Linked DNA regions of Homo sapiens: region 1 is linked to region 2. A link is an interaction called in ENCODE POLR2A ChIA-PET data of the cell type or tissue named here. Cell type or tissue: HCT116. All regions are shown on one strand. Each heading gives the region's core, and the rest is flanking DNA. Links, peaks and the distances in the headings are about the cores only. Region 1 has its middle 99 kb from the start of YWHAQ. Region 2 overlaps LOC105373418 (a long non-coding RNA gene).

Region 1 (16,204 bases), core at 2,717-10,716, 55 kb before region 2:
GGGAGTGGGGGATAGTGGGGGAGCCAGGGGTACTAGAGGAAGTGAGGGGTTACTGGGGGAGTGAGGAGTACTAGAGGGAGTAGGGCACTAGGGGGAGTAGGGGGTACTAGAGGAAGTGGGGGGTACTAGGGTGAGTAGGGCACTAGGGGGAGTTGTGGGACATTTGGACAGAGGCCAAATGCACAAAACCTATTCCAGAAAGAGCCAATACACTGGCTCAGCTGAAGAAGAGCCTGGGGATGGAAGAGCAAGGAGAGACAGTCCCGGAAGTGCAGGCAAGGCTGAGAACGGGCCGGCCTCGAATGATGAAGCGTTAGGATTCCGTCTTACAGGGCAGCAACACCAAAGGTTTCTGAGCAGGGCAGCCTCGGCAGTGTGGCTCAGGGGAAGAGCTGCTCACCATCTGCATTCATCTGCTCAGGCTGCCATAATACAACACCACAGGCTGGGAGCTTAGGCAACAGAAATCTATTTCCAAACCAGTCCTATTGGATTAGGTAACTGAGGTCACACTTATAACCGCCATTAACATTAGTTACCTCCATAAAGGCCCTATCTCCAAATACAGTCAGTCCTGGGTAGGATCTTCAATGCGTGCATTTGGGAGACAATTTGGTCCACAGCACCATCACTCTTTGGGATGAGCTCTAGAGGTGGATGTGGGAAACAGACACCGAATAGGAAGCTGCTGTCTTAGCCCAGGTGCAGAAAGAAGGAGGGGGCTTCTGAAGGCAGAAGGCAGCAGTAGACACAGAAAGGAAGGTGAGCATAAGAGCTGCTGAGAGGGAGGAATCTCCTCACACAGTTCAACACAGTAACTGCTATGTGACCCAGCAATTCCACTCCCAAGTATCTACCCAAAAGAATGAAAATTAGGGACCCACACAGGTACTTGTACACTCACGTTCATAGCAGCATTATTGACCATAGCAAAACAACCCAAATGTCCTTCAACAGATGAATGGATACACGAAACGTGGCATATTCACATAATGGAATATCATTCAGCCATAAAAAGGCATGGAATTCTGACACATGCTAGAATGTACATAAACCTTGAAAAGGTAGGGACAGAAAGGGGTGATCCCCTTTCTCCCCATCATAAAGGGTCACAGCCAACACCCCTACAACAAAAAGCATGTTAACAAGAGAAAATCATAACAAAGGTATTATGTGCACAGATGTGCAAGAGTGTTTACAAAACATGAACTCGAAGAGGGACCAGATGGTTGAGGCTTAATGCCCTCTTCATAACAGAGAGGGGAGTGGGGAAATGACTAGGCCCAATGCTCAGACAATGGTTAGTAATTGATTCTCTTTCAGAGCTAGATGGGACAAGTTACAGGAAGGTGAGAGGCAGAGCTGCACAGGAACAAATGTCTTACTGTGCAGATAAAGATCTCCAGGTGATCTCTGGGGTGAGCTTCCTTCCTTGAAGACAAGGACTCAATGTTTTCATTTCTACATCCTCAGAGTTGGTGCAGGTCCTGGCATGGGTGGACCTCTGCAGTTGCTTAATGGATCCATATAATCCAACTAAATTCATACAAGGGCAGGCCCAGCAGGTGTTCCAACAGAGTCAGTAGGGGACGTGCTAGATGAGCATAAGGAAGTTAAAGAAAGTTTCTCCAGAAAAGATAATAGTGACATTGTAGTTTCTTGGAAGAGGTGCCATTTGCCCCAGGCCTTGAAATATGACAGTCATGTGGGATAAAATTATGATACAACATCCCCTATTTAGGGGTCAGGCTTCTTCCCCTAAACTACTTCTGCAGTTTTGCCCCTCAAGCTTGATGATAGGTATTTCTGAAGTTGCAGAGAACTGTTCAGTATTAGAGCAAATCCATCCCACACTTCTTCCCAGAGCACCCAGAAAACAAAGACCGCCTTGGTGGAGGGGAGGTCTAGGAAGAGGGAATGGACAGGGACATGGGTCCCCTAAACAAGGCAGAGTGAGCTTCTGGAAACATGAACCTGCTCACATCACCCCTCTCTTCTCTCCCCCTTGCCTGTGCCTGAGTCATAAACCCTTGGCCTAACATTTGAGGTTCTTTACCATCTGGCTTGTTTTGGCCTCTCCATTCCAGCACCACCCTGCCCCAAACCACAAAGCCCCATCAGACCACTTCCCCACTTTGGCAAACATGCTAAGCTCTTCTGTGTCTCTGCACTTCATCGTGTTATTCCCTTAGCTTACAATGCTTTTCCCCACCTCCTTTACACCTGAAAACCCTACTTGTTCTTCAAGTTCCTCCTCTGTAGTCCTATTTTGATGCCAAGTCCATTCCTGTTTCGTCTGGGCTTCCCCAGGCTTTCTTTACCTCTCTCTAACTCCATTATGACACCTGACATCTATCATTTGATCTGCCATATGAGGCTTAGTTGGTTCCCTGTCTCTGTCCTCACTAGATCCTGAGAACCTTCAGGGAAGGATAATGTTTTCTTCATCTTTTAGTCCCCAGCACAGTACCTGGTACATAGTGGGTGCTCAGTGAAACTGCCAACACATTGAATGGAGCTCCCCCAGACACACAATATGGGAGACAAGCCCTTTGAGAATGCTGCTGGGGGTGTGATTGTAAAAGAATCACACAGGGGGTCTTGGAGTATAATCATTAAGTCTGAAGATAGATAGAATATATTTGAAAGGGTATTCTAGAAAATCAGTAACAGTAGTTGCTGCGGGGAAGGAGAGCTGGTGACCAGGATAAGAGGGAAGTTAATTTTCACTCAATACTTATTTAAATTTTTACCATGTGAGTAGGTTTGTAGTTTATTTTGAATTTTCTTTGAAGACAATTATGTAATTTGTGAATAATGGCAATTTTTTTCTTTCTAGTGTTTACATGTTTTATTTTAATATTTTTATTATACTAAGACTCCATGAAATCCAAAATAGAAATAGTGATAAAGGTCATATTGTCTGTTTTCTCATTTTTAAATAAATATTCTTATCATTTCTTTCGGTTAATATTTTACTTACATCTTTAAACATCCTTTTACTTTTGACTTTGTTCTTATGTTGTTAATAAATCTCTTCTAACCACCATTTTTTCAGCCATTCCAATGATCTTTGTCTTTTATCCAGATAATTTAGTCTGTTTACATTTATTGGGAAATAATTGACATATTTGAATCATTCCTACCATCTTATTTTGTGCTTTCTAATCATCCCACTTATTCTGTTGGGTTTTTTCCCTCTTTCTTACCTTCTTTTGTATTGTATTGATTGATTTTCTTATTCCATTTTTTCCCCTTCTGGTTTGGAAGTTTACACACCAATTATTACCCTTTTGGTACTTATCTAGATATTTTGATATGCATAATTTCTGAAATAGAATCTAAAATTAATCGGCTAGGCACAGTGGCTCATGCCTGTAATCCCAGCACTTTGCGGGGGTGAGGTGAGTGGATCACCTGGGGTCAGGAGTTCCAGACCAGCCTCAGTAACATGGCGAAACCCCGTCTCTCCCAAAAATACAAAAATCAGCCAGGTGTGGTGGTGCACGCCTGTAATCCCAGCTACTCCAGAGGCTGAGGTAGGAGGATCGCTTGAACCTGGGAGGCGGAGGTTGCAGTGAGCTGAGATCATGCCACTGCACTCCAGCCTGGGAGACAGCACAAGGCTCCATCTCAAAAAATAATAATAAATTAATTAATGAAATGAAATGAAATTATTCAACATTTTTATCATCTTCCCAAACAACAAAATAACCTCAGAATGGTTAGAATTTTCTTATTCAGCCTAAATACTATTGCTGAGCAGTATATTAGGCCTATGTTTTTAGTTTTTAAAACTTCACACATTGGATACTATAATAATAATAATTATTATTATTTTGAGAGAGGGTCTCATTCTGTCTCCCAGGTTGGAATGCAGTGGCGCAATCATTGCTCACTGCAACCTCAGGCTCACGCAATCCTTCCATCTCAGCCTCTTGAGTAGCTGGCGCTACAGGTGTGCAACACCATGCCTGGCTAATTTTTGTATTTTTTGTAGAGACGGGATTTTGCCATGTTGCCCAGGCTGGTCTCAAACTCCTGGGCTCAAGTGATCCACCCACCTTGGCCTCCCAAAGTGCTGGGATTACAGGCATGAGCCACCATGCCCTGCCTGGTATTATAATTATGATTTTTAGTCAATATTTGTTTATATTTACCCAAAAGTTTATCATTTTCCTTGTTTTTCACTTCTGCTTGTATCTCAGATCTTCTTTCTGGGATCATTTTCCCTCTCTTAAAGTATATGCCTAGTTTAGAAGTCCTTTTAATGAGAACCGTAATGAACTATTTCCTTTATTCACTGAAATGTAATTATTTTCCTGCTTTCTCAAAAGCTAGGTTCACTGGGCATAATTTCTAGGCTGGCAGTTATTTTCTCTCTGCACTTTAAGATGTATTTTGTTGTCTTCTGGCTTCCACTGTTGCCACTGACATGTCAGCTTTCCATCTAATCATTACTTCTTCGAAGGTAATCTGCTTGCTTTGAAGATCTTGCCTTTGACATCCTGAAACTTTGCGATGATATGTCCAAGAGTGTATTTATTTTTATTTATCTTCATTATTGGATCTAAGGATTTGTGTCTTTCATTACTCCTGGAAAAGTTCTCAGCCCATTGTTTATTTGCTTCTCTTGCCTTCCCTCTATTCTTTCCTGGAACTCCTATTAAATGTGTATTAGACCTGCCGGCTCCATCACTCAAATCTTACTTTCCTTTTCATACCTTTTCCTTTCATTTTTCTCCTCTGGGCTACATTATATCTCTAGTGCTACTCTATAGAGCTCAGATCTATTCTCCTGTTCATAAATTTTCTCGTTACCTGAATCTAACTGCTGATTTCTGTTGAGTTTCTAACTTCAATTCTTATGTTTTTTATTTCTAGAAGTTCTATTTGGTTATTTTTAACATTTTTTGGTAATTATTTATTTATTTTTATTTCTTTAAACACATCAACCATAGGTATGAGCTGAATAAAAGATCAAAATTTTAGAAATAAATAAATAAAAATAAATTCAAACAAAATGGACCAGGCACAGTGGCTCATGCCTGTAATCCTAGCACTTTGGGAGGCCAAGGTGAGCAGACTGCTTAAATCCAGGAGTTCGAGACCAGCCTTGGAGACATGGCAAAAACCTGCCTCTACAAAAATACAAAAATTAGCCAGGCATGGTGGTGTGCACCTGTAGTCCCAGCTACTTGGGAGGCTGAGGTAGGAGGATCACTTGACCCAGGACACAGAGGTTGCAATGAGCCGAGATCACATCACTGCACTCCAGCCTGAGTGACAGAGCAAGACCCTCTCTCTCTCTCTCTCAAAAAACAAACAAACAAACAAAAAAAAACCAAAACACTCAGCGCTACCTGTTTTGTATTCCATGTCTGGTATTTCCAATATGTGCAGTCTTAAGGGTCTGGTTCTGTAACTGACTTTTCTGCTTACTTGTTTGGCATGTGTCTTGGGATTTTTAGTTGACAGCTCATATTCCTTAGAACTTTATCTATGGAAATCCATTGAGGCCTGGCTTTAAGTGCTTTTCCCTCAGATAGGATTCATGTTTGCTTCTGCCAGGCGTTGGAACTCATGCTATCTGTGTGGCCTGAAAAACCCAAAGCCAAACATTCACTTAAAGCAGCAACAGGATTTTTGTTTAAAAGGCAGCTGGGGCCGGGCGCAGTGGCTCATGCCTGTAATCCCAGCACTTTGGGAGGCCGAGGCGGGCAGATCACGACGTCAGGAGATCGAGACCATCCTGGCTAACACGATGAAATCCCGTCTCCACTAAAAATACAAACAATTAGCCGGGTGTGGTGGTGGGCGCCTGTAGTCCCAGCTACTCGGGAGGCTGAGGCAGGAGAATGGCATGAACCTGGGAGGCAGAGCTTGCAGTGAGCAGAGATCGCGCCACTGCACTCCAGCCTGGGCGACAGAGCGAGACTCTGTCTCAAAAAAAAAAAAAAAAAAAAAAAAGGCAGCTAGAAGGAAAAAAAAAAAAGTGGCAGTAGGTTGCTAGAATTCTGGCCCTAAACCTGAGTGAGATTTGGGGCTTATGCTACAAATTTTCAGCAGACAATTTTTCTTTTTTTCCCCTAAAGCCAGAGTCCAGGCACAGACAGGCAAGAGTCCCAAACACCTTTCTTGGAAGTGCTGGTGGTGGCTTTATGCTGGGGGTGGGTCTCCAATGTGACCTTCCACCTCGAATCAGTCTCTGGTATCCCTCCTATGTGACCCAGTATCTGCCCAGGCAAACCCCAGCCTCAGTGACCACTTTTCTCTCTGGATTTCTGTTTTCTTGACTTTCTGGCCTCCAGTGACGTTTTCCACCTTTCTGCCAATTTGGCCCTGCTTTTTCAAGGGTTTCCCCCCAATTTGATCTAGGATTTGTGTGCATTCTGGCATCTAGACTCTCATGTTTGTCTTTAGAAATAAATGGTTTCAGCTGGGCACAGTGGCTCACACCTGTAATCCCGGCACTTTGAGAAGCTGAGGAGGGAGGATCACCTGAGCTCAGGAGTTCGAGATCACCCTGGTCAACATGGTGAAAAACCCCGTCTCTACTAAAAATACAAAAATTTGCCGGGCATGGTGGTGTGTGCTGTAGTCCCAGCTACCTGGGAGGCTGAGGCAGGAGAATTGCTTGAACCTGGGAGGCTATTGCAGTGAGCCGAGATCGCACCGCTGCACTCCAGCCTGGGAGACAGAGTGAGACTCTGAAAAAAAAGAAGGGAAGGAAAGGAAAGGGAAGGGGAGGGGAGGGGAGGGGAGGGGAGGGGAGGGGAGGGAAGGGAAGGGAAGGGAAGGGAAGGGAAGGGAAGGGAAGGGAAGGGAAGGGAAGGGAAGGGAAGGGAAGGGAAGGGAAGGGAAGGGAAGGGAAGGTTTCTAAATCAGGTTGGAAGGGTCTGAGGTAAAAGCCACTAATCCTAAGATTCACGAGCAAGAGTGTATGCCCGGGGGTGGATGCTGGCTGGACGAGCTTCTCCTGAACAGATATCCAGGTGGCTGCGCAGCCTGATCTCTGTGCTCTTCTCCAGCCAGGGCATGGCCTTGGAGGGCCCTGGGAGCCCCAGGGCAGTAGGAGGAGACTTATCTGGAGTTTCAAGGACACTCACATAAGGAAGACTCTCAGAGCCAAGTACCTAACAGAAGGCTGCCTCCATGAAAACAAAGAGGGGGTCAGAATAGGTTACCGTCCAGGCAAAACAGAAGAAGATCTTGGGAGCCAGGGTTGTAAGTGGAGGATTGGAGAGGAAGGGGATCAAAGAAGGAGCCGCTCAGAAGCAACGTGTCAGGAGTATCAGAGAGTGGCCCTGTACCTACCTGTATCAAGAGTGCGCACTGCTGGCCGTGAGTGATTCCGTGGCACGCAGTGCATGGGAGGTCCAGCCTTGTTTAAACGGCCGTGGTCAGACCAGAACCGAGATTGTCATGCAAGCTGGTTCCATTAGCAGATCCAAGGTGCCACAGAACTGGAATGGCGGTAGGATTAGCCAATCCTCAGCTGGAACCAAAATAGGGGACGGAGCCCAAATAAAAAAGGCTTGGTTTCCTGAGGGCCCGGAGCCCCCCGAGAGAACCACTCTAACATTGAAGTGCGAGAGTGGATACACCGGGAGCTGTAAGGGGAGCTGGGAGCAGGGCCCACCCCTGTCCTCCTGTGAGCTGCAGCTGATGAAGCCATGTAGCGTGAAGGGGCCACTGCAAGGGTCCCCAGCAGCCATAGAGTCTGCAGGAGAGGCATGCCTTGTCCAGGAGCCTTCTTAGGCTCACAGAAGACAATGTACGGAGAGGTCCCACAGCAGCACCCCTGGCCAGTCCCCAGCCCTGGACTCAAGACTCGCAAGCATCAAAGTTGCAGACAGGAAGCTTCTGGCAGACTGTCCACCCTGCAGGGAGCCTCAGAGGTTCATTTCTTTGCAAGGCAAAGAAGGAAGAACGTGGCTCTAAGCCTGCTCTGCACCTTTCATTCTCCCCCATCATCCACCGATACATTTATAAGGGATAAAAAAGGCTAAACTGTGATTGACTCTGAAAGTAGAAAATGAAATTTCCTTAAATCCACCTGTATTGCCAGCACTGGAAAGATCAAGCCACATGCAATCAAGGAAATATTACACTAACTTTGCTGGGAAGAAGGGAAGAAGACGATGAAGGGGGATGCCCAGCAACACCTCTTGCAGACTGGGAATCATTCAACAGCAGAACATTTCAGAGGTGATGGAATTTTAGGGCCAGGCTGTTTCTGAGTCACCCAGTTCAATACCTTCGACTGCCATGTGGGAAAAGTGAAGCCCAGAGAAGTGAAGTTTCTCAGTGACTCAAAGTTACTTGGGGGCATCTAGCCCAACCCTTTCATTTCTTAGGCGAGGAAACTGAGGCTGCAAAAGATTTGCCTCAGACAGTTCAGCAGCCTGGGGCACAGCATGACCAGGCCTCCTAATCTGATTCTCTTTCTTCTTTGTGTCCCATCCCAGAATTACCAATCTTCCTGTATGATTGAGACATCAATCCACAAGTGCCTGTGTCTCCTTCTCCACGATATCCAGAGAGTATCACAACCAGTGACATCCAAGACTGTCACAACCAGGAATAACAGCCCCCTCAGTTTTCTGGTGAACTTTTCCATGTTTTCAAAACTCTGCATTGATGCAGTGGTTTTACAACATCAGAATTATATGTTTTCAGGAGCCACTCTTACAAAACATGCAATTTTAAGAGGAACATTGGTTGTAAGCATTAACAATTATCCCCGATCCAATTAGGAAGCAGAGCTTGGCTCCAGGACAAGCCAAGATTGCTAAACCTTCATGACAAATTTGCATAAACACCCTCCTTTTAAATGAAGATGAAAAAGAAAGCCCAGGCTTCACATGGCAGGCTTTGCTTCAACATAAGCCTCACAGAATCTCGGCTCTAATTTGTTTCTCTTCCAGCTATACCAGCTCTTTGCAGAGATCAAGAGGCAGATTTTTGGAGCCAGAGCTGGTTCTTAATGGGTCTCCAATCTCAGATTCAGTCTCAGACCCTGACAGACGCTGTGTGTGTCCCTGGTCCATAATCTGGCCAGTGGTTTCTGGGCAAGGAAGAGCAGGAGGAAACAGCCCATTGCCGGGGACCCAGGCAGTGTACTCCCAGACTCAAGGAAAGGAGCACCTGGGACTAGGACACCAGGGTGGATGATGACCAAATGGCTAATCTGAGCCTATGCAGGAAGGACCCAAACGGAGTTGGCAAAAGACCGGAGCAAGAACATGTTCTTTGGTTTTATGCTGAACTGGGTTCAAATTATTGGCCAAGGCCTGTGTATTGGCCTGTGACCATGGACAAGTTGCCTAACCTCCCTGAGGCCTTATTCGGCTCATCTGTTAATTAGCACTAGCAATAGACACCGCAGGCCTGCTGTAATGATAGAGACAGTAGAGGCCTTGCCACTGGGAGGGTGGACAGAATGACTTAGGGGAGAGTGGGGTGGCTAAATCTCTCCAAGTCTGGAAATTAGTGAACTCAGCTATGGTGACACTAGAATTCTCAACTTGCTCGGCACTTGACCTGGAGTCTGCCTTCCTCACTGGGGCTCTCTGCTCCAAACACATCTGAGCACAACGTCCCCGCCAGCCAGATTTGGCGCTGCTCTGATGGGGATCAAACATCAGACTGTTTTTAGAGGGCAGCAGTGTATTGGATTAGAAAGAGCCCTGAGCTGGACGCAGTGGCTCACGCCTGTAATCCCGGCACTTTGGGAGGCCGAGGTGGGTGGATCACCTGAGGTCAGGAGTTCGAGACCAGCCTGGCCAACATGGTGAAACCCTGTCTCTACTAAAAATACAAAAATTAGCCGGGCGTGGTGGTGGGCACCTGTAATCCCAGCTACTTAGGAGGCTGAGACAGGAGAATAACTTGAACCCGGGAGGCAGAGGTTGCAGTGAGCCGATACCATGTCACTGCACTCCAGCCTGGGTGATAGAATGAGACTCCGTCTCAAAAAAAAAAAAAAAAAAAATTCCTGAAGGTGGGGTTGAAGACCAGGGGTGAGCTCCTCTCTGGTCTTCAGAGCTGTCACTACAGCCTGGCATTTCCCATCTTTGGGGCTCATGCTTAGTTTGTCTAGAACAGTGGTTCTCAGCGCCAGCTGCACGTTAGAATTACTTGAGGAACTTTAGAAGGATGTCCATGTCAGGTCTCACCCCCAGATATTTTGATTTATCTGGTCTGGGGTGGGGTCCAGATGTGGGTATCTCTTCAAAGATTCTCAGGTGATTCTGCAGCCAGCTTAGGGAACCCCAAGACTGAATGTTCTCCAAAGTCTCTGCCTTGCAGGCATCCCCTTCAGTGCTGCTCGGGGGAACCTATGGTCAGAGCACAGGTCATTCCGCTGTCTTGCTGTGCGGCCTTGGAAAGTCATGCCCCCTTTCTGGGCATTAGCTTATCCCATCTGGTAATGGGGAGTGGGGACACTAGGGTCTCTTTCTGATTTCAAATTAGGTGAATCTGAGTCTTGCAGCTTTGTGATCCAGAGACCCAGACACCTGCTACTAGGAAGATTCTCCAGAACTGAGCTCCACGAGGCCCCAGCTCGGTTTCCCTTGGGAACCCAAGCCTGGGAGATTTGGTAGACTCCATACTCTGTGGCTTCTAAGACAGGCTTGAGCAAAGAACTCCAGTTGCTCCTTTCCTTGAGTCTGGGAGGACACTTCCTGGGTCTCTGGCATGGGCTGTTGCATAATAAAGCAGTTTAAGCCATAAACTTCCTTGTGTTCACCTGCCTTTCTTTTTTTCTTTTTCTTTTTTCTTTTTTTTTTGAGACAAGGTCTGGCTCTGTCGCCCAGGCTGGAGTGCAGTGGCACGATCTCGGTTCACTTCAACCTCCACCTCCCAAGCTCAAGGGATCCTCCCATCTCAGCCTCCCGAGTAGCTGGGACTACAGGCTGTGCCACCACACCTGGCTAAGTTTTTGTATTTTTAGTAGAGATGGGGTTTCTCCATGTTGTCCAGGCTGGTCTTGAACTCCTCGGCCAATCTGCCTTGGCCTTCCAAAGTGCTGGGATTATAGGTGTGAGCCACCGTGCCTGGCCTTGTCTGCATTTCCTGATGAGGAAATGAGTATCTCTGAGTACAAATATGAGATACATAGAAGATAAAGAAAATGCTGCTGGAGGACTGACTTGGGCCTTTGGACAACTCACTTCTCTGGGCCCCAGTTTCCCTCTTGACACAACAAAGAGAGATTTCCAGCCACCATGAGGAGGAGGCAATGCATGTAAAGTGCTTGGCACATAACACATGTTCAACTAATACTCACCACTGCAATTTTATGACCGACTGCTATCTCTCAGGGCCAATTGATTGATGGATGGATCTCTTTCTTCTTTTTAATTTATTTATTTATTTATTTATTTATTTATTTATTTATTATACTTTAAGTTTTAGGGTACATGTGCACACTGTGCAGGTTAGTTACATATGTATACATGTGCCATGCTGGTGCGCTGCACCCACTAACTCGTCATCTAGCATTAGGTATATCTCCCAGTGCTATCCCTCCCCCCTTCTTTCTTCTTTTCTTTCATTTACAGCTTTATTGAGATATAATCGATATCAAATAAACTGCACACATTTAAAGTGTACAATTTGATGAGCTTGGGCATATGTGTACACCCATGATCCAGTGATTCTTAAACATTGTTCTTAAAGCCCATTACATGTTTTCAGCATTTGACATTTCCAAGCACGTGTTTATTCTGGAGGTGGCCAGAGTGAACATCCCATCCTAGCGTTAACAGGAAAGTCCTGATCCCAGGCAAGTGGGGACAGCAGGTCACTCAAGGGGCCGAACATGTCTAAGTTGTCACAGAGAAGGAGGCATAAAGTGAGCAGAACCGTAAGGTGTGTGACTCTGGACTATCACTCGCCACTATATGCCTCGGTCTCCCCATCTGTAAAATGAGCGGCCTAGACTAGATAGTCCAGGTCTAACGTCTCTTCCAAGTGTGGCATTCTGTAATCCATTGGAAAGGGATTGCAGGGATGGCCATACCTGGGCATAGGGAGCTGGCTTTCCAGATGAGTACAGTGGCATGAGTGAAGGGGAGCGAGGAACTAGGCATCGGAAAACGCAGCAGGAACTTGTCAAGCATTAGTAACATAGGGCACGCCTCCTGAGAACACTGAGAGGCACGTACCACTAACTGCTCTACAGATGAAGAAACTGAGGCTCAGAGAGGTTGAGTCACTTGGATGCAGCTGTGTTAACTCCGCGTGGAAGCCTTGCACTTTGACCCAGACCCGTTTGCCTGCACTAAGCCAGCGGACCATGCTACAGAAATAATGAGCGACCGTTACCGAGCCCTGCCTTGCTGCAGGAGCCGTTCCAAACAGTTACAGGTGTGAACTCAGCTAATCCTCATAAGCAGTCCTGGGAGGCGAGTGGTATTACTATCCCCATGTTACAGATGAGGAAATGAGCACGGAGAAGTTAAACAGCTTGGCCAAGGCCACACAGCAAGAGAAAGAGCTGGATTCAAACTCCAGCAGGCTGGATTCAGAGCTTGGCCCTCGACTCCTGGCCGCACTGCTTCCCTGGGCAAATGAGAAAGTCCACCCGGCTCTGGAGAAGGCAAAGTGGAAAGGCAGTGAGGCAGGGTGGGTCTTTCGCTCGACAAGGCCTTAGTTCCCTGTGGGGCTGTGCGTGAGGTTTAGAAGTGCTGGAGTAACTCAAAGGTAAGTTAGAAATGGTTTCAAAATGTATCATGAGCAGTGCTGCTGGACGCATTCTTGGACGTGTCTCTTGGTGAACATGCAAGGGTGTTCCTACCGAGTGCAGATGTGGGAGTGGAACAGCTGGGGCGTAGGCACGCACAGGTTCCACTTGGGAGGTGCCTGGGCAAGGCTGCCCTGAAAGGCTGGGGTTTGGGTGGAGGCAGTGAGGGGGCAGCCAGGGAGAGGTCTGGACATCCGCGTGCTCGAGGAAGGGCAAGGTTGCCAGTGTGCCTGCAGGAAATGAAGGGGAGGGGGTTCAAGAGGTGAGGGGTTAAGGTGACTCAAGGTGACTCTAGGCTTTTGGCCTGAGCTTAGTGCAGGAAGGACCTTGTCAGGGTGAGCTCAGTGGTGCAGCTCTAGACGTGGTGAGTTTGAAATGCCTGTTAGACGCCCAGGTCGGGCTCTTGAGGACACTGTTGGAAACATGAGCCTGGCGTTCAGGGAAGGGGCTGGGCTGGGGTCTCTGAGTGCAGATAAAAAAAAAATAACAGCACATGTACATGCAAATGGGAAGAATCCACTCGGTGGGGGAAATGCAGGATGCAGTGGGGAGGGGAGGGACTGGGGGCTGGTACGAATCTGTGTCTTGGGAAGGAGCATGGACAGCCCCTCTGGAGGAAGGAGAGCGTCAGGTGCAGATGCGGGCGAGCGTGAAGACATGCGAGGGGGCCAAGGCCAAGTCACCTAGGGGAGCTGAAGGGCATTAGGGACATGCAGGGCTGCTGGGCAACTCAAGGGTTCAGTGGTTGGGAAGTCAGCTGGAATTTGAGTTCAGTGGTGGTTGCTGTCGCTGGTAATGGCAAGGTTAGGTTTTGATAATGGGAATGGAGACGACAGTGGGGTTCATTCATTCAACAAATACAGATGAAGCATCTTCTATTCATCACACCTCTGCTAGACCCTGGGTTCTAAGTGGGGAACGAAATAGACTTATTAGTTTATTAAGTTCAGAATTTTCTGTTACATAAATTTCCATTAATCACAGGTTAGTATTGTACTAACAACTGCCATTTATCGAATGATTGCCACATGTCAGGTTCTAAGCTAAGCAAATGTTCATGTTCATACTTTATCTCATTTAATTTTTATACCAAAAAGTTTTCACTTTCAAAGTTTTACAACATAGTTGGGCATTTGACTAGGACTACTTAAAGGTGATTTCTAGTTCACCTATTTTTTCAGATAGAAGTGGGAGTGGATTAAAAAGTCAATGAAGGAAGCCAGGTACAGTGCCACACATCAGTAGTACCCTCTATGTCCCGGCTTCTCCAGCCAGGTTCCCGGGCCATCACCCCAAGACTGAGAGCTTCTCTGGTTCTGAGGCTTTGGACTTGCACTGAGCCATGCTGCCAGCATCCCAGGGTCTCCAGCTTGCAGACAGCCTGTCATGGGACTTCTCAGCCTCCATAACTGTGAGGCAATTCCCCTAACAAATCCCTTCCCATCTATCTATCTATCCACCCAGTCATATGTCATTTAACAGGGATACAGTCTGAGAAATGGGTCCTTCAGCGATTTTGTTGTTTGGCGAATGTCAGAGTACACTTACACTTGCCTATAGGGCATAGCCTACTACACACCCAGGCTGTATGGTAGAGCCTGTTTCTCCTAGGCTACAAACCTGTATAGCATGTTATTGTACTGAATACTGTAGCAATTGGAACACCATGAATGGTATTTGTGTATCTAAACACATCTAAACATAGAAAAGGTACAGTAACAATACAGTAATTTTATGGAAGCACTATGATTTTATGGGAGCACCGTCGTATATACAGTCCGTGGTTGACTGAAATACTGGTACGCAACGTATGACTGTATATCCCCTAGGTTCTGTTTCTCGGGAGAACCCTAATACACCCCTGGATTTTTATTTTCCATTCCTCTTACCATCAGTGAAGTGAGCATCTTGTCATATATTTCAAAGCCACCTACGTTCCCTTTGGGGAGAACCATTTGTTAATAACCAGTACCCAATTTCCTATTGGTTGTTAGTGTTTTTCTTAATGAGTTGTAGGGGCTCTTGTGATTATTTATTTTTAGCATTTATTCATTATTTCATCCATTTAGTTACATTTTTCTAAAGCTTTTTTTTTTGGCTGTATATAATAAAAACAAGGCCCTTCATTTTATTGAAAAGTTGAGCCTCAAGTTGCTCGATTGTGTAATGAGGATGGAAGCATGTGGGCTCATGGGCCCAGGGGCATCAGCCTCTTACTCACCTCTGGGTAACAGTTCCTCTCTCCCTTTTGCTCCTCCAATCCTTGCCCCACTCATTTCCATTTTGTCCTTCTTTTTCTTTTTTTTTTTTTAATTTTTGAGATGGAGTTTCGCTCTTGTCACCTGGGCTAGAGTACAGTGGTGCAATCTCGGCTCACTGCAACCTCTGTCGCCCAGGTTCAAGCGATTCTCCTGCCTCAGCCTCCCACATAGCTGGGATTATAGGCATGCACCACCACGCCCGGCTAATTTTTGTATTTTTAGTAGAGACGGGGTTTCACCATGTTGGTCAGGCTGGTCTCAAACTCCTGACCTCAGGTGATCCACCTGCCTCAGCTTCCCAAAGCACTGGGATCACGGGCCTGAGCCACCGCACCCGGCCTCATTTTGTCCTTTTAACCCTTCTGATGCCTTTGTAACCCTCTCCCCATGTTAAACTCCTCCGAAGTGCCTAATGGTTTCTGACTCCCTGGACACTGACAGACACACTCACCATGACCAGAAGGTGCTCTGAGGTTTGGCCCTTGCTTCTGACTTCATCTGCTACCTTTTGGCCCCTTAGTTTAAATACTACCTCCTTTGAGAGGCCAGTCCTTACCATACTACTACCCAGGTAGGTTTACCCCACAGACACATTAATCTCTTACTCTTGTCAAAAGACAAAATTACCATGAATTTAGTGAAAGATCTCAATTGGCTTTATTTGTGATTCTAGAATCAAGCAACACAGTATTCCATGAAACAGAGTACGTGTTCTGATGTGCTGAGTGGAGGTTGGCTTTATAGACAGAAAGGGCTGAAGAAAGCAGACACAGAGGACAAAAAGTGGACTGGTCATTTCAAAGTCCCTGTCCTTGTAAGATGGGGACAGGGAGACAGAACAATAGGAAATTAACTTATTTGTTAACTTCAGCCAGGCTACCTTTTTATGTGTAAGGATTAAAATAGAGGGAACTTTATGATCATGTCAGTGGAAGATTGAAACTAGCCTGTTTGGGAAGTTGGCTGTCACCTCTCTGCTGATTTCTTGAGCGGTCAGATAACAACTTAGTTTCAGTTTGGTGATGCGGGACTTCAGCCTGGGTGACTCCACTTTGATGTTTAGTCTGGCCTGTGGGGTCCTCGTACAGGAGCTTAGTTCAAGTCAATGGCCTTCCATAACTTTTGTTTAGCGCTCCACGCCCTGTGCCTCCCCTTCCCTGCGCATCTTGCAGTTTGTAATATTTTATTT
Region 2 (16,204 bases), core at 4,845-12,844:
CCTCCAGGTCTGACAATGCATTATCTGTAGCAATTGTTTTCAATTTTTTGGTCTCAGGACATCTTTACATTCTTAAAAAGTATCAAAAAATCCAAAGAGCTTTTAATTATGCAGGTTATATCTATCAATATTTACCATACTGGAAATTAAAATAGATAAAAGTTTTAAAACGTATGTTTATTAATGAATTGAAAATAATGCCAGGCATGGTGGCTCATGCCTGTAATCCCAGCACTTTGGGAGGGTGAGGCAGGCAGATCACCCGATCTCAGGAGTTTGAGACCAGACTGGAGAACATGGTGAAACCCCATCTCTACAAAAAATACAAAAATTAGCCAGGCATAGTGGTACCCACCTGTTGTCCCAGCTACTTGGGGAGGCTGGAGTGGGAGGATCATTTGAGCCCAAGAGGTGGAGGCCGCAGTTAGCAGCAATCACGCCACTGCACTCCAGCCTGGGTGAGAGAAAAAAAAGACGAAGAGGAAATAATGATTATCCACTACACATTAATATACCTTCTGAAATATAATTGTATTTTTCAAAACAAAAATAAATTTCCTGAGAAGAGTGGCACTGTTTTACAGTTGGAAAACCTGTACCTGCTTTTAAATTCAATCCATTGTGATATTTTGGTTTGTTTGCAGAATTTAAAGAATAGCTAGGCCGGGCACAGTGGCTCACCCCTGTCATCCCAGCACTTTGGGAGGCTGAGGCGGGCAGATCACCTGAGGTCAGGAGTTTGAGACCAGCCTGACCAATGTAGTGAAACCCCATCTCTACGACAAATACAAAAATAACTGGGTGTGGTGGCGGGCGCCTGTAGTCCTAGCTACTCGGGAGGCTGAGACAGGAGGATAGATTCAATCCAGGAGGCGGAGGTTGCAGTGAGCCGAGATTGTGCCACTGCACAAAGCAAGACTCCGTCTCAAAAAAAAAAAAAGGGTAGTTTCTTAGAGGTAGTTGCAGTGGAGAATCTGAGTTCCATCAATGAACTTTTTATGCTTGGTTACATTAAAATCCATTATTTTATCTGCTACTTTCAATGCATCTCTTACCCATGCATGATTTTGTAACATAATGCATTTGTTATTTGCAAAGTATTGGTTCACTGAGTGATATAGAGCGTCCAAATGTTGATATGTTTCATCATACAATATTAAAAAACAGGCCGGGCACGTTGGCGCACGCCTGTCATCCCAGCACTTTGGGAGGCCGAGGCGAGTGGATCACTTGAGGTCAGGAGTTCGAGATCAGCCTGGCCAACATAGTGAAACCCCATCTCTACCAAAAATATAAAAAATTGGCCAGCTGTGGTGGCACGCACCTATAATCCCAGCTACTTGAGAGGCTGAGGCAGGAGAATCGCTTAGACCCGGGAGGCGGAGGTTCCAGTGAGCTGAGATCACGCCACTGCACTCCAGCCTGGGCAACAAGAGTGAGACTCCATCTCAAAAAAAATAAAAAACAAAAACCACACTCATTCATCTTTACCCATGGCTCATCGTTGTTTAAGTACTGGGAGGCTTAGCTGAAGGTGGCAGATACAAATTTTCTAAATTCTAATTTTTCAGTTGAAAACTCAATTTGGTTTTTTTGCCAACAAATGCTGTCAGTTGTTTTCCTTGAAGCAACAGCCTCCTCGGTTGATTTTGTGGAAATGTTTGTCAAACATCTAAGTGGGAATAAGCAGCACTTGTTTGTCAGTTGTCCTTTGCAAGTAAAAACGACACTCCCTGAAAAACGCTGCTAGTTCAGCCTGCACCTGCGTGATGCAAGTGCTTTTCTTCAAATGTCGCATGTGATCACTTCCCAGTTCCTCGTGCAGAATATTAAAAGGACATGTACTCAAAGGTTGAGATTTTATAAAATTAGTAATTTCTACAGCTTCACCAAGGACATTCTTTCTGTTCTTTTTTTGAGTCTGTGTTTGCCAGGTGATGAGGAGCACAGTGACTGCTAGAGCAGCCTGGGGCCTCTGCCCCGATCCATGCCGAGGTGCCAGCAGTTTACACACCATCGCTTTTGTACTATCAGTGCAAAGGCCACCTCGGTGAACAGGGCACGACAGCTCAGTATTATTATATTATAGAGATAATTTTGACCTTGAGGACTCCTTGAAGGGTTTTGGATTCCGCTAGGGTTTCAAGGACCACCATTTGAAAGCCAGTCCAGCTAAGATTTTAAAACCCTACTAGGCCGGGTGCAGTGGCTCACACCTGTAATCCCAGCACTTTGGGAGGCTGAGGCGGGGGGATCACTTGAGCCCAGGAGTTTGTGACCAGCCTAGGTAATATAATGAGGCTCTGTCTCTACAAAAAAATTTAAAAATTAGCCAGGCGTGGTGGCACGTGCCTGTGTGCCTAGCTACTTGAGAGGCTAGGTGGGAGGATTGCTAGAACCTGGGAAGTTGAGACTACAGTGAGTCGTGATCACGCCACTGCACTCCAGCCTGGGTGACAGAGTGAGACCCTGTCTCAAAACAATAATAAATAAATAAATAAATCTTACTATAAGATATTTCATAACCCTTGGAAACAAGGAAGTGGAGCTGTATATCCTCACGTGGAACTTTTTCTAAGTCAAATTTAATATGTAAAAGTAAAAATTTAAACAAGCAAGTAATGGGACAATAGTATTTTATGTACTATGACATCACATTTGTGTTTGTGTTTGTGTATGTGTATGTGTGTGATGTATAACATACTGTTAGTAATTTCTTTTGGGGAGCTTCAAGGTTTTGTTGTTTTGTTTTTTGGGTTTTTTTGAGACAGAATCTTGCTGTCGCCCAGGCTGGAGTGCAATGGCGCGATCTCGGTTCACTGCAACCTCCACTTCCCAGGTTCAAGCGATTCTCCTCCTCAGCCTCCCGAGTAGCTGGGATTACAGGCACCACGCCTGTGCCACCACACCTGGCTAATTTTTGTATTTTTAGTAGGGGCGGGGTTTCACCATGTTGGTGAGGCTGGTCTCCAACTCCTGACCTCAGGTGATCCTCCCGCCTTGGCCTCCCAGAGTGCTGGGATTACAGTCGTGAGCCACCGTGCCCGGCCTCAAGTTTTTACTTTATATGTCTGTATCCATCTACTAGAATAATGTATTCATATGTTGTTTCATTCAATGACTCAACAATTTTTAAAAATGAAACAAAGAGAGAGGAAAGAGCCCATTCTCTCAGCTTAATGGCTCCTTCCTTCAGGCCTGGGCCCATGGCAGGCAGAGGAGGAAGCCATCACCACATTTGTTTCCTGGGGAGGGACTGGGGAGGGAGTGTGGGCACTGAACCGGTCTCTGAGGAGTGTGGCTTGGGGAGCCTTGAAGAGATCAGGCAAATGCACACGTTCTGCCGCCAAGGCTTTTACCAAACAGCCCAGTTTTCTCCCTAGGTGGGAGCAGAAGAAGAAGGGAATGCTTTTACTTCTTTTTGTTTATATTTGTAGCAATCTGCAATAAAGGAGGTGAAATAACTGCTTTTTTTTTTTTTTTGAGACAGCTTGCTCTGTCACCCAGCTTAGAGCACAGTGGTGCAATCACGGCTCACTGTAGCTGTGACATTGCAGGCTAAAGTATTCCTCACACCTCAGCCTCCTGCGTAGCTGGGACCATGGGCACGTGCCACCACGCGCAGCTAATTTTTTACACAACTTTTTGTAAAGACGGGTTCTCACTGTGTTGCCCAGGCTGGTCTCAAACTTCTGGGCTCAAGTGATCCTCCCACCTTGGCCTCCCAAAGTGCTGGGATTACAGGTGTGAGCCACCATGCCTGGCCTGAAGTAACTTCTACCTCAGGATGGCTGTGGTGGCTGAGGGTAGGCTGGGAAGGGCTGGGCCTGAACTACTGTCTGTGGGAGAAAGGTCTTGGGGGCAGGCCTGTGGCTGGAAGGAATTATAGTGCAGCAGATGGAGCTGAGGCCTGCAGGAGCCTCAGGGAGAGAGGGTTGAACTGCTGGCCCTCCTCCTTCAAGGTTAGGAGATCTCAGGCAACTGGCTTCCTCTCCCTGACTCTTGGCTTCCTGGTTTGTAAAAGGGGATATAACACAACTCGCAAAATATTGTTGGTGAACAGTAAAGGAAATAATGTGCAGGGGATCAAGCAGAGTCTAGCACATAGCACTCATTCAATGGGAGTATGATCCTAAGAATAAGTGTTAATCAGGCAAAATGTAGGGGAAGATGCTATGGACTGAACGCCTGTGTCCCCCCAAAAATCCATATGTTGAAAACTGTTCTGTGGCAGGCAGATCTATGCAAACCTACCCCTAAAGGCAAGGGGAGCTGAGAGGCCAAAGAAAGAGGCTGACAAAATCCAGTTTCTCAGAAAGAAACATCTAATAGAGGCTTAGGAACAGAAGGCATGTCTTGGGCAAGATGGTGGATCTCCAAGTCCTTATCATCTCCCAGACCCAGGGCCTATGTACCATAAAGAAAGGATATATGTGCTTCAGAAAGAGTTTGCCTGTGTGGAGGATTTACAGTAAACAGTAGATAAAGCAGAAATCTTAGAGGCATTCCTGGAACTGGAATTAATCAGAAGTCAACATGGCAGACTAGCATCCAAGATGGAGTTGCTTCAGCGCCTACAAAACCTAATCTCCAATGTGATGGCATTAGGTGGAGAGTCCTATGGGAGATGATTAGGTCATGAGGGCAGAACCCTCAAGAATGAGATTAATGCCCTTATAAAAGAGGCCCCAGAGAGGTGCCTTCCCCTTTCTACCATGTGAGGACACGTCTATGAATCAGAAAGCAGGTCCTCACCAAACACCAAATCTACCTTGACCTTGGACTTCCCAGACCCCAGATCTGTGAGAAATGAATTTCTGTTGTGTATAAGCCACCCAGTTAATGGCCTTGTATTACAGCAGATAATACAGCAGATAGACTAAGACAGAAGGGTCCCACTGGGGTACTGTCACTGACATGCCACTTTGCGGGAGGCCAGCAAGAAGAGTGGCAGGGACTGGGGCTCCAGGAACAAGTGTGTGGTTCAGACACAGAATTATAGCACCTGTGGAGGTGGAAAGGTGAGAGCTGGAGTGTCCCAGAGCATGAGGCAGGTCAGCAGGAAAGAGCCCAGGCCCAGGCCCAGGAAATGAGGCAGGGTCCTATGACCCAAGCAAGAGAACTCGGCAGGCAGCCTATCGTGGGCTTGTGGCAGGCAGGGCTGGACAGACCTGTGCAGGCACCCACATGTTCTCTCAGCCTGAAGGCAGGAATGCTGCCCCTCTTCCCCAAGTTCCATGCACTCAGTCCAGGGCCTGAAGGAATGGATGAAGGACCCCACGAGGTTGCAGTCCCACCACATGCTACAGCCAGGGTGTTGGGCACAACTTTTAGGACTCTTTCAGCCTCGGATCTGATGGGTCCTATGGACTGGGCTGGGCTGTGCCTCCTGTCATGTGCAGTGTCTTAGTCTGTTCCAGCTGCTATAACAAAATATCATAGGCTTGTAAACAATAGAAATTTTGTCCTCACAGTTCTAGAACCTGGGAAGTCCAAGATTAAGGTGCTGGTAGACTCAGTGCCTGGAGAGGACCCACTTCCTGGTTCATAGACAGCTATCTTCTCATTGTGTTCTCACATGGTGGAAGGGGCAAGGCAGCTCTCTGGGGTCTCTTCTCTAAGGGCACTAATCACATCGTGAGGGTGTGGTCTCATGATGTAATCACCTACTAAAGGCCCCACCTCCAAGTACCATCATTTCAGCAGTTAGATTTCAACATATGAATTTTGGGGGAAACACAGACTTTCAGGCCATAGATGGAGGAAGGCCTGGAAGCAGGCACTGGGATGGGCTTGGTTTTCAGGGTGTCTTACGTCTGCGTGGGCCTGAGACATGGGAGCTGGGCTTTGAGGCATGGGTGTGATATGGTCTGACTCTGTATCCCCACCCAAATCTCATCTTGAATTGTAATCCTAATTGTAATCTCCACATATTGGGGGAGGTGATTAGATCATAGGGCGGTCCCCCCGTGCTGTCCTCGTGACAGTGAATGAGTTTTCATAAGATCTGAGGTTTTATAGGGGGCTTTTCTCGCTTTTGCTCTGCACTTCTCTCTCCTGCCGCCATGTGAAGGAGGACGTGTTTGCTTCCCCTTTCCTCGTGATTGTAAATTTCCTGAGGCCTTCGCAGCCATGTGAAACTGTGAGTCAATTAAACCTCGTTCCTTTATAAATTACCTAGTCTTGGGCATTCCTTACAACAGCATGAGAACGAACTAATACAGGTGGTGCTTGGCAGAACTCAAGAACTTAGTAGAATATCAGCCTACTGAGAAGTCCAAATCACAAATCCTGCTTTCAATTTCAGTGAGGAAGTAATATTACCTAACATAAAATAATAATAAAAATAATATGACTGTGTATATTCTAAAATATGGTACAATTAATGAGAGCTATAGGAATTTGTTTATTCTTTTATTTACTCGTATCTTTTAATGAGCGTATCTGCTCAGAAGCCAGGACAAGATTGTTAAATGTGACTACTAAATTTATATTTAAAACTTTTATGAGGCAAAAATAAATAAATAAGAAATAAGAAGAAATAATATACAACAAACTGGGGGGGAAGAGATTTTATACATATATATATATATATATATATATATATATATATGTATGTATGTATACAGGCTAATTTCATTAAAATCTAAAGGACCTAGGCAAATCAATATGAAAGCGAAAAATACCAAATAGGACAATGAGCAAAGGATATTGTAACTAAGTAGTTCACTGAAAAAGAAATACAAATGACCAATGATAACATTTTAAAAATACAACTTTTCTCAAATTAGTGCCAGTCAGAAGAGTGAATTGTATTCTTCAGACTAGTAAAAATTACAAAGGTGACTACATTGTGTTGGCAAGAGTTTCTGGAAAAAGACTCCTGCCCTGTGCTTGGAGTTTGATTTGTTGCCACCTTTTCGGAGACCTTTGACAAATTCTAAATGCCCTTTCTATGTCCTACCAATTTCATTTCTAGAAATTTGTCCTATACCCATGTACAAAAGCAAATAGGTGCATATAAAAAGAGATTATAACAGCCAGGTGCGGTGGCTCAGGCCTGTAATCCCAGCACTTTGGGAGGCTGAGGTGGGTGGATCACCTGAGGGCAGGAGTTTGAGACCAGCCTGGCCAACATGGTGAAACCCTGTCTCTACTAAAAATACAAAAATTAGCTAGGCGTGATGGCAGGCAGCTGTAATCAATCCCAGCTACTCGGGAGGCTGAGGCAGGAGAATTGTTTGAACCCGGGAGGTGAAGGTTGCAGTGAGCTGAGATAGAGCCACTGCACTCCAATCTGGGCAACAGAGTGAGACCCTGTCTCCAAAAAAAAAAAAAGAAAAAAAAAGAGAGATAGAGAGAGAGGGGATGCGGATACAGCACTGTCTAAAATAGAAAAAAAGCAATTTAAAATGTGAGATTGTTTAAATAGACTTTTCTAGACTTCTATTATGGTATATTATGCATCGATAGATTAATGTAGATCTATACATGTTGCCATGGAAAGTTTTAAAAGCTATATTGCTGGCCAGGCCAGGCATGGTGGCTCACACTTGTAATCCCAGCACTTTGGGAGGCCGAAGCAGGAGGATCACTTAAGGTCAGGAGTTCAAGACCAGCCTGGCCAACATGGTTAAACCCCATCTCTACTAAAAATACAAAAAATTAGAGAGGCATGGTGGTGGACAACTGTAATCCCAGCTACTCAGGAGGCTGAGGCAGGAGAATCGCTTGAACCCAGGAAGCAGAGGTTGCACTGTACCTCTGCACTCTAGCCTGGGCAACAGAGGGAGACTCCATCTCAAAAAAATAAAATAAAGCTCAATTGCTGGACAGGCATGGTGGCTCACCTATAATCCCAACTACTCAGGAGGCTGAGGTGGGAGGATCACTCAAAGCCAGGAGCTCAAGGCTATAGTGAGCTATGATTGCACCACTGCACTTCAGCCTGAGTGATAAAGCAAGACTCTGCCTCTTAAAAAAAAAAAAAAAGATACATTGCTAAAGTGAAAAGGGCAAGCATGGGACAGCGTGGCTTATATGGTCCTGTGCATATGCTTATGTGCTCGGTGCCTGAGTGCACATGTAGTATGGTCATTCAGGCGTAGTCAATATCTAGAAGACTGCTTTCCTCGTGTATGTGGATGCCTCTGAAGAATGAGATTGAGAAGTGGCAGGAAACTTTTATTCATTTTTTGCCTTAGACCCTTCTGCAATGTTGGAATTACTTTTAAACCAGTTTAAAATTGTTACTGAGCATCTAATCCATACCTAGTGTCGTGTTGTGCCCTGCAAGTACAAAGATAAAATTCACATTCACTGGCCTCCAGCAGACCCCACGTCACGAGGACAGAAGTGTAGAAGAATAGGTCAGGCACAACATGTTAAATGTGACAGTGCAAGCTCGGTTTTCAGGGACGGGAGGCAGGGTCCGGCACCACTTTTTGGAGGAGCTGATATGTGAGCTCTGAAGGCTCTACTGAGCCATTGAGGCAGAGGGCAGGTGGAGGACCCCAGGCTAAAAGAAGAACTGGCACCAGGGTGCAGAGCCCCACAAGCAGGTCGCTTGGGGGTCCCCAGGTAGTTTGCCATGGCTGACATGTGGTGACTGTGGGCATGCGGTGAGAGGCAGGTCTGTAGACAGGGGCAGAGCACATAGGGCTCTGGGGTCCTCCTGTCTTCCTGCAGGAGTGGGCAGTCATTTGTGGCTGCAGTCAAAGTGGTGGCTTCTTGGAAAAGAAGAAGCTTCTGGCAGCTTCTGGCACCTTCTAGGATTGTTTGTGCAGGATCTCAAATTCTCTCTCTTTCTTGGTTGGCTTTTAACAAATCTTCCTGTGATGGGGAGTGTGTGAACGGCTGGAGAGCAGAGGAGCTGGAAGCTGAGACCAGGTCATCTGAATCACTCCTTTGTAGAGGGTGCATGTTTTCCCGACAGACTCCTCTCTGTTGTAAGTGAAAATTGCTGAGGGAGTGCGCTCCTGGGTGTGCTATAACAATCCCCTCGGGGTCCTGGCTGTGAAGATGCACTGTGCTGCTTCTCACAGCTATCCGGGAAGCCAGAGCTGTGCAGTTTCCCAAGGCCCCGCCCTGCGACCTCCCCGCCATAGAGTAAGGATGGGGACAGAAGAGACAGCAACACGTTTGCAAATCTGTGATTCTTGTTTCTTAATTTCCGTCTGTGTTTATAACCAAGCTCACTGAAGGAATAGATCAAGGATGATGTCAGCAAGCCTGGGGAGTTTGACTACTTAGTCATCCTCAAGGAAATGGGGCATTTGGTTAATTGAATTCTGTGGCTCAGATTGAGTTACCACGGTGACAAAGGATAGATGTGCCAGAGCCGAAAGCATTGAGACATTAAAAGACTATACTTAACACTCCATGCTGGGGATTCAGTCTTTCTGGGAGAATTCAAAAGGAACCAAGTAGCTGGCAAAGCCTGATTCACTGTAATGGGCATCAGTTTCACTGCCCAAGATTTTGGAGGTAAGAGGTTCTGGAGTTTGGATCGAGTCAATGGCCTCAGGCAAGCATTGGCCCAAAACCCTTCACTGGCTCCTCAAATAGGATTAACGGGTTTAAGAAAAAAAATGTCCAGTTAAATTTGAATTTCAGATACACAATGAATACTCTTTTAGCATAAGTATGTTCATGCAAATATCCATTGTGTTTCTGAAATTTGAATTTAACTGAGCATTCTTTATTTGATCCCGCAACCCAATCCCAAAGTCTACAATTTAAAGCATCAGTTCTGGCATCCAGTTCGCCAGGGTTTAGCCCCTTCCTAACTTTTCCCTCCCAAAACTTCATTTCCCACTCCCTGTTCCCTTATTTGTACCAGTTTAGCGTCCACACAAATTCAACTACCTCCCACACAGCAGGTTGTCTTTTGCTTTCTTGCCCTTGGTTCTTTGCCAACTTGTTCCCCTTCACTTTCAATTCTAAGTGAGTGGGTACTATAACATCCTTGACCCCAGGAGGACAGAGCCTCTCTCCTTTTTAAATATCTTTAATATCTTCTTGAATGAGCTTCTGTCATTATAGAGGGCACTTACTGCTTGGTCTGCCTGACACCTCCTCCCTTCTGGGAAGCATGCCTTCTTGGGGGAACCGCTCCTCCTCTGACTCTAACCCTTTGATTTTAGCAGGAGCTTCCCAACTTGTTTTATTTATTTATTTATTTATTTTATTATACTTTAAGTTTTAGGGTACATGTGCACAACGTGCAGGTTAGTTACATATGTATACATGTGCCATGTTGGTGTGCTGCACCCAGTAACTCATCATTTAACATTAGGTATATCTCCAAATGCTATCCCTCCCCGCTCCACCCACCCTACAACAGGCCATGACTCTGCCCCTGGTCACAGATGACTGGCCCAGAGGTGGACACCTGATCCAAGCCAGGTCCTATTAGATCCTTCTCCAGGCATTCTTAATATCTCATTTTGTCTGGCACTCAGTTCAGATAACATCCCAATGCCTGTACTGGGCATTGAGCCAGAATCACCATTCTTATCCAAAACATAATCTTTTTATGTGTTAGGATCTATCTATAGTCTAAATTAGCATCTCACCTAAGGACACTCACCCCCGTGTGACTGTGGCGATAGAATAGAAGAGGCCACAATATAACAGGATAAGCCCTGGTCTGGGAGTCCAGAGAGAGACCTGAGCTCTAGTGGCAGCTCGGCCACTAAATTTCTGCAGGACTTATCATCCCAGCCGACTGCAAGCCCCGAGGGCAGGACCACCTCTTATCCTTCTCTCCAGCCTCAGCACGCACACTGGGTAGGTGTTAGATAAATGGTTGACAATGATGGTGATCATGGTGATGGCAACAATGACATGGCATGACTGCTGTTCCCTGGACCTCAGCTTTCTGGGTTTTTTTTTTTTTTTTTAGAGTTCTGTTGCCTATGCTGGAGTGCAATGGCATGATCATAGCTCACTGTAGCCTCACACTCCTGAGTAGTTACCACCTCCCGAGCAGTTACAACTACAGGTGTGCACCACCACACCTGGCTAATTTCTCTCTCTCTTTTTTTTTTTTTTTTTTTTTTTTTTTGGTAGAGATGGGTCTCACTATGTTGCCCAGGCCAGTCTCAAACTCCTGGCCTCAAGGGATCCTCCCACCTGAGCCCTTTCAAAGTGCTGGGATTACAGGTGTAAGCCACCACACCCAGCCTAAATGTTCTCAATAAAACCCCAAATTAAATACTTAATGTGGCTCTCTCTTTTTTTTTTTTTTTGAGACAGGGTCTCGTTCTGTCACCCAGGCTGGAGTGCAGTGGTGCAATCTCAGCTGACTGCAACCTCCGCCTTCTGGGTTCAAGCAATTCTCCTGGCTCAGCCCCTCAAGTAGTTGGAACTATAGGCATGAGCCACTATGTCTGGCTAATTTTCATATTTTTAGTAGAGACGAGGTTTCACCGTGTTGGCCAGACTGGTCTTGAACTCCTAACCTCAAGTGACCTACCTACCTCAGCCTCCCAAATTGCTGGGATTACAGGCGTGAGCCACCACACCTGGTCTGCTCTTCAAAAGAAAGACTGTCAGGAGAAAGAGAAGACAAGCCACAGGCTGGGAGAAAATGTCTGCATAAGGCACTTCTGATTAAAAACCGTTATCTAAAATATACAAAGAACTCTTAAAACTCAACAGTAAGAAAATGAACAACCCAACTAAATAATGGGAAAAAGACTCAAACAGGCTGGGCACAGTGGCTGATGCCTGTAATCCCAGCACTTTGGGAGGCCGAGGCAGGTGGATCACTTGAGGTCAGGAGTTCGAGACTAGCCTGGCCAAAATGGTGAAACCCTGTCTCTACTAAAAATACAAAAATTGGCCAGGCGTGGTGGTGGGTGTCTGTAGTCCCAGCTACTCAGGAGGCTGAGGCAGGAGAATTGCTTGAACCCAGGAGGTAGAGGTTGCAGTGAGTTGAGATGGCACCATTGCACTCCAGCCTGGACAACAGAGCAAGACTCCATCTCAAAAAAAAAAAAAACATACAGACCCCTCACCAAAGATGTACAGGTGGAAAAATAAGTGTATGAGAAGATGCTCGACATCATACATCCTTAGGGAATTACAAATTAAAACAACGAGATACCACTACACGCCTATTAGCACGGCCCAAATCCAAAACACTGGCAACACCAAATGCTGATGGGGATGTAGAGTAACAGGAACATGGGAGTGCAAACTGGTACAGCCACTTTGGAAAACAGTTTGGGTTTTTTTTACAAAACGAAACATACAATCACGCTACTTGGTAGTTACCCAAACAATTGAAAACTTATGTCCACCCAAAAACTTGCACAAGAATGTTTAGAGCAGGCTGGGCACGTGGCTCATGCATGTAATCCCAGCACTTTGGCAGGCCGAGGCGGGCGGATTGTTTGAGGCCAGGAGTTCGAGACCAGCCTGGCCAACATGGTGAAACCCCGTCTCTACTAAAAATACAAAAAATTAGCTGGGCATGGTGGCATATGCCTGTAATCCCAGCTACTCGGGAGGCTGAGGCAGGAGAGTCACTTGAACCTAGGAGATGGAAGTTGCAATGACCTGAGATCATGCCACTGCACTCCAGCCTGGGCGACAGAGTGAGACTCCCTCCGTCTCAAAAATAATAATAAAAGAATGTTTGGAGCAGATTTATTCATAGTTGCCAAAACTTGGAAACATCCCAGATGTCCTTTAATAGGTGAATGGATAAACTGTGGTATATCCACACAATGGAATATTATTCAGTGCTTTAAAAAAAAGAGCTATCAAGCTGCATGGAGGAAAATTAAATGCATATTACTAAGTGAATGAATCCAAGCTGAAAAGGCTACTTACGGTACAATTCCAACTATATGACATTCTGGAAAAGGCAAAACTATGCAGACAGTAAAAAGATCGGTGGTTGCCCGGGGTTTGAGGGAAGAAAGGGATGAATAGACGGAGCAAGGAGGATTTTTAGGACAGTGAAACTATTCTGTATGATGTCATAATGGTGGATACTGTCATTATACAGCTGCCAAAACACATACCCTAATGTAAGCTATGGACTGTGAGTGATAATAGGGTGTCAATATTGGTTCATCAATTGTAACAACCTCTTTGGTGCAGAATGTTGATGGTCTTTGCAGGAACAGGTATATGGGAACTCTCTGTACCTTCAGCTCAATTTTGCTGTGAGTCTAAACTGCTCTAAAAAATAAAAGTCTCTCTCTATAACAATATGTATACTTAATATGGAATTGATATGGGGTGGGGTTACAATTTTTTTTTTTTTTTTTTGAGACCTGTCTCGCTCCGTCTCCCAAGCTGGAGTGCCGTAGTGCAATCACAGCTCACTGCAGCCTTGACCTCCCGGGTTCAAGGGATCCTCCCACCTCAGCTTCTCAAGTAGCTGGGACCACAGGTGCCTGCCACCACGCCTGGCTAATTTTTTTTTTTTTAAAGACAGGATCTTGTTATGTTGCCCAGGCTTGTCTCAAACTCTTGGACTCAAGCAATCCTCCCACTTCAGTCTCTCAAAGTGCTGGAATTACAGGTGTGAACCATCACACCCGGCCGGGGCTACAATATTCTTAAAACAAGGTAGTCCAGGAATAGACTCTGCGTAATAATCATTTTTCGCCTTCCTGTTTACTAAATCTACATATTGTATAAACTTTTTTTTCTTTTTGAGACAGTCTTGCTCTGTCTCCCAGGCTGGAGTGCAGTGGCACGCTTGGCTCACTGCAAGCTCTGCCTCCCAGGTTCAAGCAATTCTTCTGCCTCAGCCTCCCAAGTAGCTGGGATTACAGGTTTGCGCCACCACACCCAGCTAATTGTTGTATTTTTAGTAGAGATGGGGTTTCACCATGTTGGCCAGGCTGGTCTCAAACTCCTGGCCTCAAATGATCCACCCGCCTCGGCCTCCCAAAGTGCTGGGATTACAGGTGTGAGCCACTGCGCCCGGCCTACACCTTGTACAAACTTCTATCATTGGAGTGATCACATAGATCTTTATCCAACTGAGGTATGCATAATATTAGGAGTATGTGAAAAGATTTTAGGTGATACACAAATGAATGTTTTTATTCTACTATTTATTTTAAAATGTATCAGACTAAATATGGGTAACATATATAGTATTGATAGGAAGTTTTCCTTTAAGATAAAGAATGTATTGAGAAAATGATAAATAGTGCAGGGAGCACTGAGGTGGCCTGACACACAAATAGAAATATGGCCCCCCCAAAAAAATCCAGGAAAGGGAAACATAGAGAATGGGTTTGTTTTGCAAATGCTGCTGAGTGGCAACCACCTGGTTACGCACCAGGGAATTTGTAGGCCACCCCAAGCCTCTCTCATCTGCCCTTTACAAGGAAGGCCTTTTGTGTATTTAGGGGGTTGATATGCAATGTGTTGGTGTCACTTTATAAAATCAATACATTTTAGGAAAGTTGCACTTAAATTGAACTGTTACAAAGCAAAAATTCATAGTGAAGGCTGGGCCTGCTGGCTCATGCCTGTAATCCCAGCATTTTGGGAGGTCGAGGCAGGCAGATCACTTGAGGTCAGGAGTTCAAGACCAGCCTGGCCAACATGGTAAAACCCTGTCTCTACTAAAAATACAAAAATTAGCTGGGCATGGTGGCGTAAGCCTGTAATCCCAGCTACTTGGAGGCTGAGGCAGGAGAATCTCTTGAACCTGGGGGTTGGAGGTTGCAGTGAGCTGAGATTGCGCCACTGCACTCCAGCCTGGGAGACAGAGCGAGACTCTATTTTCTCAAAAAAAATAAAACTAAAAAATGAAATAAATAAATTTAAAAAAATCATAGTGATGCTTACTATTCACTGGCTACTAAAGTGGCTTAAAAAAAATGACAGGCCAGGCACAGTGGCTCACGCCTGTAATGCCAGTATTTTGGGAGGCCAAGGCAGGCGGATCACGAGGTCAGGAGATCAAGACCATCCTTCCTAACACGGTGAAACCCTGTCTCTACTAAAAATACAAAAAAAAAAAAAAAATTAGCCGGGCATGGTGGTGGGCGCCTATAGTCCCAGCTACTCGGGAGGCTGAGGCAGGAGAATGGCATGAACACGGGAGGCTGAGCTTGCAGTGAGCCGAGATGCCCACTGCACTGCAGCCTGGGTGACAGAGCGAGACTCCATCTCAAAAAAAAAAAAAAAAAGACAGGGGCTGTGAGAAATCCATCAGCTACTTTGTGTCACATCCAGAAAATAACTAATGGCTCCACCCCAGGGCTACAGCTGCCCAGAAGGGTATTATGAAGGATTAAAGAGTATCAAGGCAGTAATTCTAATTCAAGACTCACAGTGCCTTAAATCTGTCATAATGAGAAATGAAAACTTCTATTTCAGTATGCTGACAAGAAGGCTTGGAGACATATTCTCAGAAAGAGGCAGAAATCTGAAGTCCAGGAGTAGAAGCTCAGCTGGGGGTCAGAGCGAGGTTGGGCGGGGGCCAGACAAAGATGGGGGCGGCAGAAGCCAACAAGTCCAGGCAGTTGAGGCAGAGGGGCCTCAGAAGCCTAAGTCGGTGCTCAAAATACATATCATTCACTTTTTCCTCAAGAGTGAATGAATGGGCCTGGCGGGTGTTTCTGTTACACAGAAGCCTTCATCTTGACGATCTGTCTGGGCTTTCAGAAGATTTTGTGAAATGTTCTGCCAGTATTTACTCAGCTGCATGAACCTCTTTACTTTTTAAGTAAACATCTTTTAGATTCAAGAGTAAATGAAACCTTAGGGAGTCAAAGCAAGCAGGCAGAAGATTGCAAATCTGCTGATTGCAGTCTCCTATCTATATGTTCAAAATCAAGAACTGGCTCCAGGTAGCTATCCAGCCCTGGAGCTTAAGTCACCATGACTGGATGCAGCTGGGCCTGGGTGCTACTTCAGTGTCTCCACCCAGGTGTCAAGTTCTGCGCCAACAGCCCCCAACCAGGAGTCTGCCAGGCAGCAAACCCAATTCTCCTACTCAGGCTGGCACTAGCCCAAGAAAAGAGAATGCAGGGCAATCATGAGCAGGGACAAGGCATGGCCTTTTCCAACAGAGTCCACCCTTCCAGGCTCCTCTCTAGAAAGCAAAGTAGAGCCAGGACATGTCTTTGCCTGAACACTCCTTCAGAGGTTCTTGCATTTTGGACAACTGCAGTTGGATCCCAGAGTTCACTTGCAGAAAATGGAACCCAGGCTACAG

Evidence for each region. Peaks named below come from ENCODE experiments on the same cell type or tissue, not always from the same donor. Only the 100,000 strongest peaks of a DNase experiment are listed, where the experiment ranks them.
Region 1: POLR2A ChIA-PET joins it to region 2 with 5 read pairs; 2 of 35 experiments call an interaction of 5 or more read pairs at or near these places.

Annotation. Positions count from the first base shown.
Region 1 is chr2:9,721,397-9,737,600 of GRCh38, reverse strand. No RefSeq gene overlaps it. Among named protein-coding and RNA genes, the nearest start is that of YWHAQ, 99 kb to the right of the region's middle. In HCT116, for the core only: no CTCF peak of the experiment used is centred there; no DNase peak of the experiment used is centred there.
Region 2 is chr2:9,668,608-9,684,811 of GRCh38, reverse strand. The region is part of intron 3 of LOC105373418 (a long non-coding RNA gene); the gene reads right to left. Among named protein-coding and RNA genes, the nearest start is that of YWHAQ, 46 kb to the right of the region's middle. In HCT116, for the core only: no CTCF peak of the experiment used is centred there; a DNase peak (open chromatin) is centred at 9,262.